Linked DNA regions of Homo sapiens: region 1 is linked to region 2. A link is a contact called in ENCODE Hi-C data. All regions are on one chromosome and are shown on one strand. The core of a region is the stretch at or near the end of the contact, and the rest is flanking DNA. Distances in the headings are between cores, read along the strand shown.

The links. Hi-C counts contacts between places; a loop is a spot of excess contacts on that map. Pooled maps may share reads with other maps.
Region 1: a map of cardiac septum shows a loop between it and region 2 (4-fold over the local background). The contact joins two enhancer-like sites. A Hi-C loop is called at or near these places in 1 of 168 maps with a recorded cell type or tissue (cardiac septum), 1 of 37 single-sample maps with no recorded cell type and 5 of 50 pooled maps.

The regions. Positions count from the first base shown.
Region 1 is chr5:159,601,958-159,607,157 of GRCh38, reverse strand. The region is part of intron 16 of LOC105377684 (a long non-coding RNA gene); the gene reads right to left. Among named protein-coding and RNA genes, the nearest start is that of LINC01845, 140 kb to the right of the region's middle. Within about 2 kb of position 1,282, at least 4 of the 41 ENCODE cell types and tissues checked have a DNase peak (open chromatin) inside an H3K27ac peak, as active enhancers do.
Region 2 is chr5:159,449,570-159,454,735 of GRCh38, reverse strand. LINC01845 (long intergenic non-protein coding RNA 1845) reads left to right here. Exons shown (of 7, transcript NR_027110.2): 5 at 1,205-1,347; 6 at 1,943-2,154. Among named protein-coding and RNA genes, the nearest start is that of LINC01845, 14 kb to the left of the region's middle. Within about 2 kb of position 3,380, at least 8 of the 41 ENCODE cell types and tissues checked have a DNase peak (open chromatin) inside an H3K27ac peak, as active enhancers do.

The DNA of each region.
Region 1 (5,200 bases), core at 33-2,532, 150 kb before region 2:
AAAGGAGATTTTTAAAATTTTCTTTATAAGACTTTGGCTATTTAAAGTATAGACAACAATATATTCTCTGGTTTATGATATATTAGAAGTAAAATATATGACAAATAGCACAAAAGGTGGAGGGGGTTGGTAAATGAAATTATATTGTAGCAAGGTTCTAACATTGTTCATGGATTGGCATGATAATAATTTAAGGTGGACATGATAAATTAAAGAACAACTATTATAATAATCTCTATATAACTACTAAAAATAATATAAAGAAGTATAGATAAATTTCATCAGACCAAAGAGCATGTGCCCCAAACTAAAAGTCCTGATTTGGGCCTAGAGTTAGAAAATGTAACAGGATAAATAGTAATTCTCCTCTCTGAAAATTGTCTGGTATATGTTTATGCGTTAGTCTGTATCTGACCCATATTTTTATTTTCACTCTTTCCCCCATGCCTCTTTCTTTCATTTTCTCTTTCTTCTTTTTTCTTCTCTTTACTCTCTCTCTCACTTCCCTTGTACAATGTATGCTTTTTGGGTATATTTTAAAAATTTACTTTATGTATTGAATAATGGCATATTATTTCCTATCCTTTTTTTTTCCTCAGAGAAGCAAAATATCTTACATTTTCTTTCTAAAAAATAAAATGGATTTTTACTATGTGGCCCATCCTTAATTCTTCATGTGAGTCATATTGATCTTTGCTATAGCATTATACATTAAACTAATGGCTTCTTTCTAAGTGAACTTAAGACTGTGTATGTATTTTTTGAATGGGAGCAAGTTTCAAGCTCTGTATTACAAAAAATAAATTTGTAACTTATCCTAGCTTCACATCTGAGTCCATTGCTTTCTGAAATGTCTGAGTGAAAGTAAAAGGACTAGGAAGCAGAATGCCTGGAAGTGGGAAAAAGTCTTGTATTTCTCCAGGGGAGGCATTTGAGACATATTTCAGATGGCTGATTCGTATAATTTGAAGTTACAATTGCTTGTTCATTTTAAGCAAGTTACCTGCCCATGCACCCATGCATGTGCACACAAACATACATACGCTTTGCAGGATGTTTCAAGGTAAACAGCCAAATACGTCTTATAACAAATTCTTTCTTGTATATCAAAACCATTATTACCAATATCAATTCACAGTTTCCAAAGAGAGTTAACTTTGCTTGGCTACCACATTTTCCGTAAACCCAAGGCTGTCTACACTGGTATTCTCTGCAATCAGGAAATGAGCAGATCTGAAAATGAGGTGTCCTGCTATTTGGGCAACACACAGACTGCTGGAATGTTCTTATCTTCCTGGCAAATTCACTGGGGGAACATTTGACCATGGCCACTCCACAGCACAGTTGCTGTCACTCCAGCATAGTATGCGTGGAAGAATGCAAGTGCACAACATGTTTGCCTGGAAACTTGCCCACAGTTCATTACCAGAGAGTCCAGTCTATTGTATCTTAGCCAAATTAAGGTTTGGGAAGTATTCGTTTTGTGGTGAGTTCAAATTTTCTGTGTCTTTGACCCTTATTCCTCTCAGAGAACCAAAGTAGAAAAAGCTTAGCTGTTCATAAACATAGCATATAAATTAATCATGATTTGGGTCCTGAGGCTTTTTTTTTCAATAGTGAAGGTCAAGGCAAATGCCATGACACAGCCTGTCTTTCTATAATAAACAGCTGCTTTCCTAAGAAAAGTTGCACTAACAAAATTTGTCCTGTAATAATTTCTGTCATTTATTGACTGCTTATTATCTGTTAGACACTGTGCTGAGGTCTCACAAGATCATTTCATTGACTCCTCACAGCCCTAAAGATAAGCACTATTATGATCCTCATTTTACAAATGAAAAACTGAGGCCGAGTGCTTAGATGATTTTTACACTATTCTTGATGGTGCCTAGGTTCAAAGTCTAATTCAAATAAGTCTAATTCAGAGTGTTTTTTCCTAATCACTGTGCTCGACCACTTCTCATTGAAAACAAATAAAAAATTGTTGAAATGGAGAAAAAGAGTTTAGGAGTTAGAGAGTTTCTTTTATACAGTTTTATTACTTTTGCTGCTCATTATTAGTGCAAAATGAAAATAAATTATAGAACAGTTCACAACTACAAATGGTCGACAAAAGTAAACTCACACTGAGAAACCAACCACTCCTACAAGTAGCAGTGTGCTTCTGTGTTTTGGAAAACCAACTTTTCTTATTTAAGTGATGACAATTATACAGTGATTCTATCAGAACTCTAATGTTCTGCACAGTTAAAATTGAATGCCCTAATTGGTCAATGCCACTACATCTAGCTTGCATTCTGAAAATAAGCTATTGGAGAAATGCCTGTAAATCTAAGGTAGCTTTTTCAGCTATAAATAGGCCAGGATATATATATATATATATATATATATATATATATATATATATATATATATACAATTTTTTTTTTGAGACAAAGTATTACTCTGTCACTCAGGCTGGAGTGCAGTGGCACCATCATAGCTCACTGCAGCTTTGAACGCTTGGTCTCAAGTGTTCCTCCCACCTCAGCCTCCCAAGTAGCTGGGACTACAGGTGCAAGCCACTAGTTCCAGCTAGTGAATTTTTTTTTTTTTTTTTTTTTGTAGAGACAGGGTCTCACTATGTTGCCTAGGCTGGTCTTGAACTCCTGGCCTCATATGATCCTCCCATATTGGCCACCCAAAATGTTAGGATTACAGGCATGAGCTTCTGGGCTCAGCTACGTCAGATTTTTTAGGGAACCCCATGTTTATTTCTTGCCACATCTGAATTTTTAAGTTTCACATCATACGGAAAAAACCACTGAGCTCATTGTATTGGCTTTATTTTTTTTTTTTAACTAAATGTCTACAACCATCAGAGAACTGGGAGCATTGTGTCCTGGGAAAGAGCACAACCATGTAGCCTTTTCCTTATGTCTCATGTCTCATACTGCACTGGTAGACAGATGGATACTCAGTGTATCAGCAGATTTCTGCTGTAATAATTCTATGTAGCAACAACCCTCCTCCCAAACCTCAATAGCTAACAAAAAAAAAATTCAATTTAATGTTGATAGGGATATAGGCAGCCTGTGAATTGGCTTTGCTCAGCTGGGCTAAGCTAGACTCCAATCTGTGGTTTGGGTTTATGCCTGCTCCGTATGTCTTTATTCCAGGACTCAGGCTGAAAGAGTAATGATTACTGGGAACGTACGCCTTACTCAAAGGTAAAAAGTTTGAGACGCTTGACAGAAACTTGCTGTCTCTTAAAGTGTCTGCTCAGAATTGGTGTATTCTCATTTTACTTCTGCCTATATTCATTGGCCAAAAAAAGTCACATAGCCAAGTCCAAGTAAGTAAGTAGGGGCAGGTATGTATACTCTGTTTACTATTGTGACAGGCACTAGAAAGTATATGGCAGAGGTTGTGAGTGTATAATCCTTTATAGAAAGGAATAAAGAGTTGAGAACAATAATTCAATATAATCACACTGAATATTTCCTACAATATGTTCCTCATCCATTTTTTATAGGACCCATGATATTTTATTGCAATTGTGCTTATAGAAATACATAATTCTTCAGTAGACTGTGACTAGGTTTTCACCCATTTCCAGCCCCAAGGACCAGGGCACTGCTTCTCACATTAGTAGATATTCAATAAATATCCAAAGAACGAATGTATGAATAAATACACTTATAAGGCAGCGATTATGAACAAACAAATTATTTAATTCTCAAAATAAGATTATGCCAAGGCATCCTCTACTGGAAAGTTGATAAATTACTGGTATAGAAAGTAGTTATCTATAAGAAGTCTTATTTTGAAATGTTCCAACTTTGTATCATGTTATCCATTTGCTGGGTAATTATTTATTGAGCGTCAACTATGTGCCAGGTACAAGGGTATGAAAGTGAATAAGATAGACTCAATTACTGCCCTCACCAAGGTACTAGGCAAGAGAGACAAACAGGAAATGATCACATCCACGATTATGGAAGTGCAGGAGCACCTGATCCGTCCTGGGAGACCAGCAAAGTCTTCCTGGACACCATGACTTTTAAGCTAAGATCAAAACAGTAAGCAGAAAGAGAAGGGGAAGCAAGACGAACTTTCAAAACGGAGGAAACTATATGTGAGTAAGAAAAGACAAAGGTAAAACCCAGGTTCAGATTTAGGTAGCTGGGAGAATGGTGTTATGATGACATTTACTAAGAAGAAATATAGGAGGAAGAGAGTGTATGCGTTGGTTAGGGTGATGGGGTGGTGATGGGGTGGGTATGGGGATTTATTTATGAATACTGATGGCTTGGAGATACAAGTGGTACCTCCTGAAAAAGACACCCAGGTAGCAGTTGTATCTGAAAGTCTCAATTTCAGATGAGAGGTAGGAGCTGAAATATAAATTTGTGATTCATCCATATATATATGTGATATAATAAAGAATATATCTGGTCTTTATCCCAGTTCTTGGTGCAAAGATTTTGAAACCTTGAGTAATAACAATGTCTTTGTTATGCTAATGGGATGACTCATGCTGGGTTCCTAAATAGCTTTAGGATGGGGGCTGGTCACCAGGAAGACCAATCCCATGATTAGAGTGTTAGAACCTTAGGCTGCCAGCCCAATAATGTCCAGTGAGAGAAGTGAGGCTGGAGACTGAGCTCAACAACATGGCCAGTGATTTAATCAATCGTGATTTGATCAGTCATCGGTGATCTGATCCATCAACCATAATGAAGCCCCAGTAAAAACTCTGGAAACCAAGGCTCAAAGGAGCTTCCTGGTTGGTGAACAACTGATGTGCTGAGAGATAAATATGCCTGGATTCCTAGAGGAGAGGGCAGAGAAGCTCAGTGTCCTTCCCCTCCCAAGACCTTGTCTTATGTGCCTCTTCTGTTTAGCTGTTCCTGGGTTGTATCCTTTATAATAAAACTGTAATCATGTGAATAGCACTTTCAGAGAGTTTATGAGCTGTTCTAGCAAATTACTGAACCTGAGAGAGTCATAGAAACCCCTGAATTTGTAGCTGGTCAGTCAGTGGCTGACTGAGACTGACGTTTGGTGTCTGAAGTGGGGGCAATCTTGTGAAGGATGTTGTTCTTAACTTGTGGGGTCTGCGCTAACTCTGGGTAGTTAGTGTCAGAATTGAATTAAATTGCAAGACACCCAGTTGTCATCAGAGAATTGTTGTTGGAACAAGGCAGAAATTGAGATC
Region 2 (5,166 bases), core at 2,131-4,630:
GTGCCACCAGACCAAGAGGATATGGATATAAGGCAGGAGAAAATGAGGCATGTATATGCTGCCATGTCACCAAGAAAGGAACAGATCTGGAATGGAAGTTAGTTAATTTGAGGTTGAATTCTGATATAAACTTGGTACCATGAGATTGACATTCAGGTATTTTCAAAGTGATCCACCCTTAGAATTCATCCATTCACTCAATTGTGAATGTTCTTTCACTAAATAGTCCTTATTGTGCCCAAGTAGGGTACTGGGAGATTCACTATCCCCAAAGGGCTCCCAAAGAATGGTCAGGTGAGGACATCAGACATATGTGCCCATTCACGTTCCAAGCTCCATTACACATCATTGATAATCAGATGCAGGGATAGGTTCTGGGCATACAGCAATGACAAGTCAGATACAGTCCTTAACTTCCATGAGGCATATGCTCTGCATGCCTAATCCTTCAGCAGATATGACAAACTAGGATGAGCATTGTGATGGGGCAGTGCAATGGTCTGGGAAGGCATATAGCAGAGGAATGCAATTTGGAACATCCTGGATATTTTCCATTTAGCCACTCCCAGATCCACTTTCCACCTATTTCTATCCTTTTTTATACCCCCAGGAGGATCACATTTATGGATCCTTTGGTCCACTGGATCTTTGATCCACTGGCTCCCAGCTAGGTTCAACCAGTGGAGGCACTGGCAGGAGATTGGAGAGAAGAAGGAGGAGAACAAGATGGAGACATTTATTTGCCCAGCTCCCTCCCTGATAGGTGGCTATAGATTGGCTGCCTCCCTCTGCATGAGGCCACAGGTCCCCTGAGTTGCCCTGTCCTACATCCCTACAGCTACCACCACCTGGCCCCAGTAAGTGCTCCCTTCCTGCCTGTTCTAGCTTAGCAGGGGAGTGGCTGCCAGACCTTCTTAGCTCGTACTTTTCTTGTCAGATTCCCTTAAATCTGCCCACACCTTCAGGAAAGCCCTTTTATTTACTTTGTTTGAGTGAACCATGTTTCCTATAGGGGGAAGTAAGGTTTACCTAGGAAGTGACATAAAAGCAGATACATATAATTTAAGCAAAAATAGCAGACGGTAATGCACGAGGCGACCTGCAGAGCAATTAGTCCCAAAAGTAACTACCATGTGTGTTCTGTCAAAGAACTTTCATTCCCAGTCTTATTAATTCAATATTGTAAATGATATGTTAAAAATAGTGGGGGAATGCCGAAGAAACACTCAGAGTTAATGAGATGAATCCCCCTACATGAGCATTGTGGGATGTCTGCCCAACCCACACAGCCAAGATATGCTCCTTCAGGTGTGTCCTGCCCACCGACCACAGCTGACTGAACCACAGGTAGGCAGACACCAGGCCTAAGCTGGGCCAATGAGTTCCTCCCTTTTTGGGGACTGCGACTCAAGCACGTTCCTCCTTCTCTGCCGCCCACTTCTGAGGATAAGCAGAGGCCAGAGTTCCGGGTCCCACTTGCCATCACTGCACACAAACGTGCAGCAGCAGTCCATTGAGCATGTATGGTCCTCACTTATTTGTGTGTTTTTAACTGAGTCTCCTGGCAGATGGCAATTACAATATTTCTTGAAGGGGCAGCTTTTCTAATTGGTGCAATTGGGCCATGGGCAGGGCTGGGTATCCTCATGTCATACGTCCACCAATGCAGTGAAAGCCAGTCCAGAGAGAGAAGAGATGAGGTAGACATTCAGAGGAGCCAGAGATGAGAGACTGTGGCACCCAAAGTGAGAAGCTGTGAGAGCACGTCCCCAAGGCGCCTGTGCCACTTCCGGTCCAATCAGCCATTTCCACCCCTGGCTTCCCTAAGCTGCCTCTTACAATCAGTTCCCATAATTTGCTGAGGCGAGTTTGAGGAACTTTCTATTACTCGTCTAGGGGGATAACATTTCTAAGCTATTAACCAATGTGCTCTTTATTCTAGAATTTCCTTTTACCCCGGGCTGCTCCCCTTTTTGTGTTCAGCCCAGCAGTCTGCCTTCATTCCCTCAAGGAAGAGCTGACATAAAAGAAAGCAAAGGGGTGGCAAAAAAAAGAAGTTAATGATTAACCTTGAGCTTCAAGAGCTTAAGCATAGGCAAATAGGAAGGCTTCGTGCACATACAACATATTTGAGAGAATATGAGTGGAGTAAAGGTAAGGCGTCCTATTCCCAGAATGGAAAGACGTCCCTAGGCTGGAGAGTAAGGGGGCGGGGAGAATACAGACCAATTAGGACCTAATTTGTAGGACTCAAGGACAAGGTGGGAAAGCGTCTAGAGATGGCTCAGGCTCTGCTTGAGTCAGCACTGTCCTTCCATATTGCCCAGGAGCTATGCAGACCACTGGAGACACACCAGGGTCCATTCCACTGAGCACCATATGTTTCCTGAGCTAAGGCACCTGGGAAAATCCCCCCACCATGGGAGCCAGCACCTCACCACTGACTGCAGAAATGAGGTCCATCAGACTCTGGTACTTTCTTCAGTCCACTCTGAGCCACCCACCTTCTGTGGCACCCACCAACCAGAGTGACCACTTCAGCAAGCACTGTACATAGTATCGCCAGAGTAGCAGGATCAAGTGATGCGGCCACTTAGAGAACTTGTAGTTCAGCAAGAAATGAGACTTGATAAAAATATCATTTTATCTTTGTGGGCAAGCTGAGAAAATGAGGGTAAGATGGCAGCACATTTGGGGGAATTGGGAACCATCCGAACAACCGATGTGCTTGAAGCCTGATTAATTATGCCAGGGTCCACTTCGAAAGCAGTCTCTGTCCTCAGTCCTCAACTCTGTCCTATTCAGGTGGCAGCTAATCAAAGTAGAGGCCATTTCCTGACTCAGCAGAAAAGAGAGTCATGATCAGCTGCAAGGTCTGCCACGGCTCAGACGTGGCACCCGGCACACGCTCCTGCCATTTGCTTTCTCTGCCCTCTACCACAGCATCCCTGCCACACCTCTTTTCCTCCTGAGCAAGGACCACCCAGAAGTCACTCTATGGCTTACTTTTTGTGTTGTGAGTACCAGTAAGCCACTCAAATGGACTACAGAAATAAAGGAAAGGTATATTAAAAGGATACAGGGTGTCTCCGAGAACCCTGGAGAGGAGCTCATCTGGATTCTTTCCTAGGCACACTACCACAATGAGCAAAATCTAATAAACTAAACAATTCTGCAGTTGGATTTTTTAAAACTCCAATTGCACCAATCCTAGATGGGAAGGAATGCAGCTTGATGCTAGCACATGTGATAAAAACACTTAGGATTTTGACTGCCAGCTCAGAATGAGTCAACAATGTGATGTGACTGCCAAAAAAGCCAGTGTAATCTCGGGCTGCACTAAACAGAGAGGAGTGATGGTGCGGCCTTCAGTTCAGAGAATCATGTATCAAGGCCCAGTGAACAGAGAAGGGCGGCCAAGGAGGACTCAGAATCATGCCGTATGGGGGAAAATAATGGGAGTACCTGGGATATTGCCGTCTGGCCTCCTTTTCAGGGATTGGTGGGAATGTTCTGGACCTGAGCTTACCAGTAAAGAGTCTAGGGTTAGACTGCCTGAATTGAAACCCCAACCCAGCTACTTACTAGCTTTTTCCTACATGCCAAGAATGAGATATTTATTCCTCATCACTACCTTCTGAAGAAATACCATCTTCATCCCTATCATACAGATGAGAAAACTGAGGCACAGAGAGGTTCAGTAGCTTGCCAAAGGTCACACTGCAAGCAAATTGAAGAAATATCCTTTGAATGCAAGGAGAGTGTACTTTCTTTGTTCTTCCCCTAAGCAGCTATACAACCTTGAATCTTGTCACTTCTCACTATACTTCAGTTAGCCCTAGGGCTACGTGACCAAGTACCCCAAAACATAGAGGCTTCAAGCAAAAATTCTTATTTGTTCACAGATCTGCAATCTGGGCAAGACTTGGTGGGGACAGCTCATCTCTGCTCTACTGGGATCAGCTGGGGTGGCTCAAAGGTGGGGTTGGAAGCCTCACTCACTCTCCATTTGGTACCAAACATCTGGAGGCTAGAACAGCAGAGGATCCTTGGACATCACTCTCTGTGGTGTCTCTCCACATGCTCTCTCCAGCACAGCACCTGCAGGGTAACCAAACATTTCACAAGTTGGCTTGTGGCTCCCTGGCATACATCCTGAGACAGACTGAGAGAGCCAGGTAGACGCTTTCATGTCCTAGCCTCAGAAGTCACATCGTGTGACTTCTATCACATCCTTAGTACAATCGGAATAACCACAGTGCTTCCCTGTAAGGACGAATTGAGACAATGCAGGTAAAATGCTTAGCACATTGTCTGGAAGCTGATGAAGATTCTATAAATGTCAGCTGTTGTTATTTTAAAAGTGGCTCAAAAAAGACATCTTAAAAAGACAAATCTGCTACTACTACCAAAAACATGCGTCACGCACCCTTAAGCCCAGCAAATACCTTTTGTCCACTGGTGTCTTTCCTTGCCCCATGTAGTCAGACACTGAAGCTCGCTGCTCTGGGAAGTCACACCTCACCCTCTCGTCCCATCCCTCTGATAAACAAGGCCGGTACTTGGAACTGCCTGGGTTGTGCTTCCCAGGAGGGGTACCTTCGCTGACTCAGCTGGGAAGGCATCCAGTGACTCATCAACTATCAAAAATTGATTAAACATCCTCAGGTCTTGGGAAGGGAGAAAATGCCCAGGAGACCCAAGATCCTCTCTTACCCCAGGACCCCAGTGGTTCCTCAGAGAGGAAAACCTGGGCTTGAAGATTAACTGGGCCTTCATATGAGCGGAGGTGTTAGTCATTCTGGGCACATACACGTCTCCAGCATTAGTAAGAAGAGTTGCCAGCTCCCTTCTGAATATTCAAACTCATGGCTAGCCCCCCTCCCGCATCCATTCCCATGGCTTCAACTACCATCCAAGCTAATGAGTCCTAAATCCATATCTCCAACCCAGAATTATTTCAGGAGCTTGAGACCTGCCCCACTCAGATGTCCCAAAGGGCCCTGAAACTCAGCATGCCCCCCTAATGTTGGACTCACCTCCTTTCCCTCACCCAGACCACGACTCTCAGTGAAGATTTCCATGGTGCACCCAGTGGCCCAAACCAGAAATCCAGCTTACCTTGACACTCCCCTGCTCTGCCCCTCAGGAGTGACCCATCACAGG